Linked DNA regions of Homo sapiens: region 1 is linked to region 2. A link is a contact called in ENCODE Hi-C or POLR2A ChIA-PET data. All regions are on one chromosome and are shown on one strand. Each heading gives the region's core, a stretch centred on a gene start or an enhancer-like site at or near the end of the contact. The rest is flanking DNA. Distances are from core to core; before and after follow the strand shown.

What was found. Hi-C counts contacts between places; a loop is a spot of excess contacts on that map. ChIA-PET counts read pairs that join two places held with the same protein, here RNA polymerase II (POLR2A). Pooled maps may share reads with other maps.
Region 1: a map of gastrocnemius medialis shows a loop between it and region 2 (10-fold over the local background). The contact joins two enhancer-like sites. A Hi-C loop is called at or near these places in 1 of 168 maps with a recorded cell type or tissue (gastrocnemius medialis), 5 of 37 single-sample maps with no recorded cell type and 4 of 50 pooled maps. POLR2A ChIA-PET finds 5 or more read pairs at or near these places in 2 of 52 experiments (GM12878 and OCI-LY7).

What each region holds. Positions count from the first base shown.
Region 1 is chr5:59,615,612-59,619,236 of GRCh38, reverse strand. All of the region lies in intron 1 of PDE4D (phosphodiesterase 4D), which reads left to right. Among named protein-coding and RNA genes, the nearest start is that of MIR582, 86 kb to the left of the region's middle. Within about 2 kb of position 1,521, at least 2 of the 41 ENCODE cell types and tissues checked have a DNase peak (open chromatin) inside an H3K27ac peak, as active enhancers do; they include gastrocnemius medialis, where a contact is called at or near this core.
Region 2 is chr5:59,561,152-59,564,712 of GRCh38, reverse strand. The region is part of intron 1 of PDE4D (phosphodiesterase 4D); the gene reads left to right. It overlaps LOC107986347 (a long non-coding RNA gene), which reads left to right. Exons shown (of 2, transcript XR_001742409.2): 1 at 1-3,561. Among named protein-coding and RNA genes, the nearest start is that of MIR582, 140 kb to the left of the region's middle. RefSeq lists an enhancer at 1,165-1,815. Within about 2 kb of position 1,597, at least 11 of the 41 ENCODE cell types and tissues checked have a DNase peak (open chromatin) inside an H3K27ac peak, as active enhancers do; they include gastrocnemius medialis, where a contact is called at or near this core.

The DNA of each region.
Region 1 (3,625 bases), core at 272-2,771, 55 kb before region 2:
TCCCCCTTTTCTCCTCCCCCATATTTCAGTCTGAATGAGTGACATCAGATTTTATTAAATTGTACAAGCCAGAAACTTGATAATCATTTTGAATTGTTTTATTTATCCCTCATGTCCAATCAATTGTCAAGTCATATCAGTTTCACCTCTAGTATTCTCCAAAGTTTTTTATATACATGGGTATTACTTTAGGTTAAGCTAAGTCAGTCTGTGTTGCTATAACAAAATACCTAAAACTGGGTAATTTATAATGAACAGAAACTCATTTCTTACAGTCTGGAAGCTGGAAAGTCCAATATCAACGTGCCAGCATCTTGCGAGGGCTTTCTTGTTGTGACATCATATGGCGGAAAGTGAGAGGGCAGGAGAGAGCAAGAAGGGACTGAACTTGCCCTTATAAGGGCACCAATGCCTCCCATGAGGGTGGAGCCCTCATGACCTAATTACCTCTTAAAGGTCCCACCTCTTAATACTGTTACAATGACTATTAAATTTCAATATGAGTTTTGGAAGGGGAGAAACATTCAAACCATAGCAGCCACCATCATCTGTCTTCTGAAATATTACCACCACCTCCTGACTGTATCCTCTGTGTTTGGCTTTGCTTACTCCCACTAATCTGTTTTTCACACAATGCTCAGAACATTTTTTTCTAGAGGATAAATATGATAATATATATTTCCTGCTTAAGACTTTTCAGTGACTATCTGTTGCTTTCAGAATAGAGGCCAAGCTGTAACATGGCATATATGGCCCATCAGAACCCGACGCCTGTTCTGTTCTTTTGTCAGGTCCTCTCTTTCATTCTGCACACAGTTTTCATCACAATTCTCTGGCGTTCATGATTCTCTCTTGTCTCTGAGCCTTTGTTTCTTTGCTGTTTTTGCCTAGAACACCCTCTTCCTCTTGGCTCAGGTCTTACATCTTCCATTCCTGTCAAGGTAACTCCTCCTCATGTTCCAGCTCATATCTGATATATCATCTTTTAAAAGGATGTCTGCCTAAACCTGTAGAATGGGCTTAAGAGGGCTTCCTGTTTATTCTCATACTGTGTACAATGAAAATCTACTCATTGATTTACTTCTCTCTCCCACCCAACTTTATGTTCCTTTAACATAGAAACTTTTAGGCATCGAAGAATTCTTTTTTTTACATGACACATAAACTCTCAATGATTGTTGAAGGAATGAAATGAGGAGTATTCAGAACTGTTAGTAAAAAAAAAAATCAGAAAATAATGATCAAGAGAGGCTTTATAAAGGGAAAGTCAGTAGTTGAAAAGCTAGAAGTAGAATGAGCTGACTGACTTGAAAAGAGGCCACTACTTAGTGAAAAGCACTTCATTGGTATGGTAGGAGTTGAAGTCAGAATGCAGAAAATTGAGGAATGAGTGGTGTATGAGTTTTCTGCTGAAACAAAGTACTAGAAACAGAGTGGTTTAAACAGAAATGTGTTGTCTCACAGTTATGGAGGTGAGAATTCTACGATCGAGGTGTTGGCAGGGCCATGCTCCCTGTAAAGGAGCTAGGGAAGGAACTGTTCCAGTTCTCTCTTGTAGCTTCTGGTAGTTCCTTTGCTTGTAGCAGCATCCATCCAGTCTTCACATAGTGTTCCTTCTGTGTACGTGTTTGTCTCTTCACATGGTGTTCTTTTTATAAAGGCGTGAGGCACACTGGATTAGGGACCTACTCTCTTGCAATATGTCCTCATCTTCACTTAATGAATCATACCTGCAACAATCCTATTTCCAGTAAGGTCACATTCTCACGTACGAGGAGTTAGGACTTCAACACATGATTTCTGGGGGAGACGCAATAAAGTGTTGGACTTGGGTTTATTCGTGGTGCTATTATTGTCATACATTCATAGATCAATATTAGCTTTTAATCTCTTATTTTAGAGTCCACATTGTAGCATAATATTTACTGTGGTTGCCATGGAAGAGAAGTTAGTAAATGACTTTCACTATACAGGGCTACCACACTGGTTTCCAAATTGAGCTCTTCAAGGTTGAAGATGGAGGACGATGGAGCTCCTCCACCACAGCACCCTCTCTTTGCCTAATTTACCCATAAGCAAAGCAAGGTTTGAAATCCACCTATCTAAAATAAGACTTTTAGACATGTTGGAGGATATATTTTTAGTCATAATGTTGATAGCAAATAAGAAGAGAAGATACACCCTCAGCAATTGGAGACAAGAAAATCTGATGCATAATTTAAAAGAAGAAAACGACAAAAAGTACGAAATCTTATGTGCACTTATTACCTAATACTTTAAAATCTTGGAGATATATATATATATATATATATATATATGTAATTATTAGGTCTAAGTAATACACAAAGTTAAACCCTTCACTATCTTAGTTGGAATACGTATAGAGGTATAGATATATATAGATATCCTTTCCCACACTTATTTTAGCTCTTGAAATGCATAGAATAGGAAAAAAATCAGAATTATAATCTCCATGGGAGCAACTTTATACCAAAAAACACAGAAGCAATTATATTTGAAACCTGCTAGAGTACAAAATTCTAGATTATCTTTAGCAGTTTACTTTTATTTTCATGGATAAAATTTGAAAAGACAAGGGCCAGTGACTCATTCTACCATTTGAGAGCATCGCTAGGGAGCATGACATTATCACAGAGACAGATATATGGTGACTTGGAAATTTTTTGTAGGTAATTCCTATTCTTAAACTTAATATGAGTTGCCAATTTGGAACACTGCTACATTATATTTATCACAGAGTTATAACTTTTAATGGTTTGAGGGATCATAGATCTGACCACATCAATATTTGGCTCATTTTCAAAATAGAAAGTGCTGAAACACCAAAATACTGAGCTGAATTCTTTAAAACTTTAAAGCTGAAAAACCACTCATGTACATAAAGTGAAATAAGAATCAACCTAGTGTAAATGGCTGCATTTTTGAAATTCCATTGTAAATCTTAATAAAAAATATTGTTTTAAAAAGCCAGCATGTTTGGAAATGGGTGTAATTTGCATTAAAATCAGATGAGATTATTTCTTGGTTTTACTACTAAGACACATGGACACAGGAAGGGGAACATCACACACCAGGGCCTGTTGTGGGGTGGGGGAAGGGGGGAGGGATAGCATTAGGAGATATACCTAGTGTTAAATGACGAGTTAATGGGTGCAGCACACCAACATGGCACATGTATACATATGTAACTAACCTGCACATTGTGCACATGTACCCTAAAACTTAAAGTATAATTGAAAAAAAAAAAGACAGATTGTGGATGCTTATGGAAAATACGTTTACTTTTTCTAGACTCCTAGAAGGCCATTTTGAGGACTTCTGTAATAATTCACTAAATAGATAGAAAACTGCCTAGACCTATACTTCGCTGTAAGATAGTCCTCTTTTGGTCTAACCCTCATTTCTATTTAGCTAACTAGCTAGTCAGGAGTGTAAGGTAGGCAGTATAAAGAATTTTAAACTTACTAGGGTCACATTCAAAGTAAGCCTAGAGTAAAATCAGGAGATCAGATTACCCCAGCTACTGAGACTGAAATGTGAACTGTATTGTTGAAGAGCTTTTCTTCCTCACAATTGAAGAAGACATAAAGACTGGTGATATAAG
Region 2 (3,561 bases), core at 348-2,847:
CTAACACTCAGCCTACCTGCCACCTACTTGGAACCTTACAGGTGTTTCTTTGATTAATTAATTAATTCATGTTTTCTCCTCTTCTGGTCAGTTCTTCCACTTTACCTGTGCTTGTTTGGATATGCAGAGCTCTAGCTGGCGAGAGTGTCCTTCTGGCTAGATTGTCTCACCAAAAAGAGAATGGGTTTTCCCCATCCGGGTGTCTCTTAATTTTTTCTTCCACTCGTGTTTGGACAAAATTATTTATTGACTGGAAGGACCACATGGCAACTCTTCATGGCTTTGAGGCCCCTTAATGAGTGTCCAAGGGAGATTCTCTCTCACTTCCAAGTTCATGGCAGACATTTACCTACCCAGTCAGCTTGAACTGAGCTCATAGAAGTTTTATTTCTGGCTTTTGCGGATCATTTTTTATGCTGTTCCTCTCACCTGAAGCTCCCTTTCTATCTCTCCCTAGTTGGATAATAGTACACATATTAAATGTGTACCTTGTACCAAGTATGCTGAGACCTGCTTATAACTAATTTTGCTTGATCTTCATGAATAGTGTTTTGAAATAGCATTTTTCTATCCCTGCAGATAGGAAAACTAGAAAACAAAGAATAAGTAACTTCCCCAAGCTCACATGACTTGTAAGTGGCAGAGCTGGGATTTGAACCCAAGCCCCTCTGAAGCTAAAGCCTGTAGAGTACATGCTCCCTTCCTCCACATCACACTGCCCCTGCTTGTTCACACTCAATGTGAGAATCCACTTCTCAAGTTTGTCTTGCTTATTCCAACCTGTTTTGCAATGAATCTCTTTCAACAGCTCTATAGTTCCTGGCACTCACTTGGCATCCATCATTTTCTATGTTGTCATGTTTGGTATCTTTTCATGTATGTAATGTGCATCTCTTCTTAGGAGTAAGACCAGAACTTTTCTGCTCTGCAGTTTTCTCCCTGTGAGGGATGGTGAAACTTGGTGGCTAAGAGCATGGTTTATACAGACAGACTTCTTAGGTTTATATTCTGGCTCTCCTCTGTACTTGCTGTATCAGCTAGGGCTGATGTCTTCACTTTTTTATGATTCCATTTCTACCTCTGTACAATAAGGCAAATATGAATACTTACCTCAGAGTGTTGTTGTGAAGATGGAATGAATTAATGGCCATAAAGCACTTACAGCTGTGTCTGGTACATAGTGACCACTCACTAATGGTCACTTATAATTCCTTCACAACCTGTAAGGGTCCTTTCCACCCAGGTGATGTCCCTATGTCTCAACTGAATGACTGGTTAGGGATATCTTTCCATGGGCTACTGTGGCTGCAGATAATTGCATTCTTATTTGAGAGTTATGTTAACTAGTGTGGGCTTTTATTTGCTTCTCTCTTTCTATCAATGAGTCCTGCTGCTTCAACCCTGGGTTAACTGAAATTTGAAACCTTTTTCTACTCAAATTCCTTTGATGCTGAAATTCCTCTGCGGTCACAGCTAAGCACTTTGTGTGGTAACCTTCTCTTCTGTCCTCAGGCCTGCTGAGATCATCTGCTCAGCAGCATGTCTGACACCTGTTGCCACCTCACCCAGCCACTTCCTTGGTGACCTGGCAATGCCCAGAGGGGCCCTGCCAGCTTGGAGCCCTGTGGCAATGCTGTTTGATTCAGCAAACTGATAGCCTTCTGACATCCTTTCTTCATTTTAGCAGCCAAATCACATGCACCTTAATATTTATCAATAGCTAAGCAACACCGGAAGGAAGTGAGACAGAGCCTCTGGGCTAGTCACTATCTCTGATTTTACAGAATGGTTAAGCCAGGTGTAAAATATCTCACAATAACATGCCCTGTTGTCCTGAGGATTCAATTCCACCGAGATATAATTACCATATGAGGAAGTGAGAAATAGGGTTTCTTTCTAATACACAGAAAATAGAAAATAAGATGCTTTTCTTGGCCACTGTTATCAGTTTCCTGTTAAGGTTCTGCTTTGTTTAAAACAGTCCTGTTTTGCTTAAAAACAAACTCTAAGGAATTTTTCTAAAACATGACTCAACCTAACTAGGTATATATACTGTACTTTAAAGTGAACATATTTGAAATAATTGTGAGTGACAAAGAGACGGAAAAACATAGATTTTGAAACTAGCATTATTCTAATGATTTTTATCCCAGTGGTTTATTTGGAAATGAATTTCCATTCACAACATCTTCATTTGTCTTCTAATTTTCATGCAATTTGAAAGGGTTAGTTTCCTTACCCACAGGATCATCCTGGTCAAATCTCAAAAGATTGGCTAGGGCATTCTGATTTTACAGGCAAATTTATATTTTGCCGTTTCAGGAAATAATTCCTTCATGGTTATCTTTTATAAAGAGCTTATTTGTATAATATATACACATAGTATATATCAAATAAAAGATCTGGTGTTATAAACATAAGAATAAGCAATTTCCCTTTTGTGATAGGAATATGAAATTCCTTCTGGTAGAGGACGTTTAAGAGCATGTCCAAAGAATGGCTAATCAATGAATTCTCTCATTTTGTAAGGAGACACTTAGATGCATTTCTGAAAAAAACAAAACAAAACAAAACAAAACAAAAAACACTTTGGGCTTTCTCTGTATTCTTCAAGCATTTCTAAACATTTATTGACATATGCAGTAGAGAAAAACTGGTATCAGGAGGAAGGCAGTAAGTAGCCAGCAGTCACAAGGTACAAAGAATAAAATGCATGCAAACATGTACAGTATTCACTTTCAGGAGTTAATCTACATTTTATTTAATTTTTTTTTTTTTTTTTGACAGCGTTTCACTCTTGTTGCCCAGGCTGGAGTGCAGTGGTGCGATCTCAGCTCACTGCAACATCTGCCTCCCGGGTTCAAGCAATTCTCCGGCCTCAGCCTCCCAAATAGCTGGGATTACAGGCATATGCCACCATGCCTGGCTAATTTTTTTGAATTTTTAGTAGAGACGGGTTTTTGCCATGTTGGTCAGGCTGGTCTCAAACTCCTGACCACAGGTGATCTGCCTGCCTCGGCTGCCCAAAGTGCTGGAATTACAGGCGTGAGCCACCATGCCTGGTCCCTTTTAAAATATTTTAACACTGAGACCATATTACTGATGTACTACTTCTTTCTAAAAGTAATTAGAATAAATGTACACCCTCTTCTTTAAACTTTGCATTTTTCAAATTTCCAAAAACAAAAACTAATTATAAGTAAATCCATAAGCAAAACGCTGTTAATTACCACTTCCAAAATCTGGAAGCGGTGACTTGCTTTACTAAGACAAGAAACTTTAGACAGGTGAATACTTTTAACAAGGAACACACTTAACTTTGTCTAATTGAGCAAATTACAAATCAGAGCTAGTAGCTTGTTAATTATAAGAATATCTCCATTACTTGAATACGTGTACTAGTCATGGTAGGCAAAATAATACTCCAATAACGGACGACCCCACTGTGGATCTGAGAACCCCGCAGGCCAGCAGTCTCCATGTGATTGCCAAAAGCAATGCCGCCATATAAACCACAGGTGTCTACCTTCACCATGACAGAAGAAAGGGTTAGAGATTCCA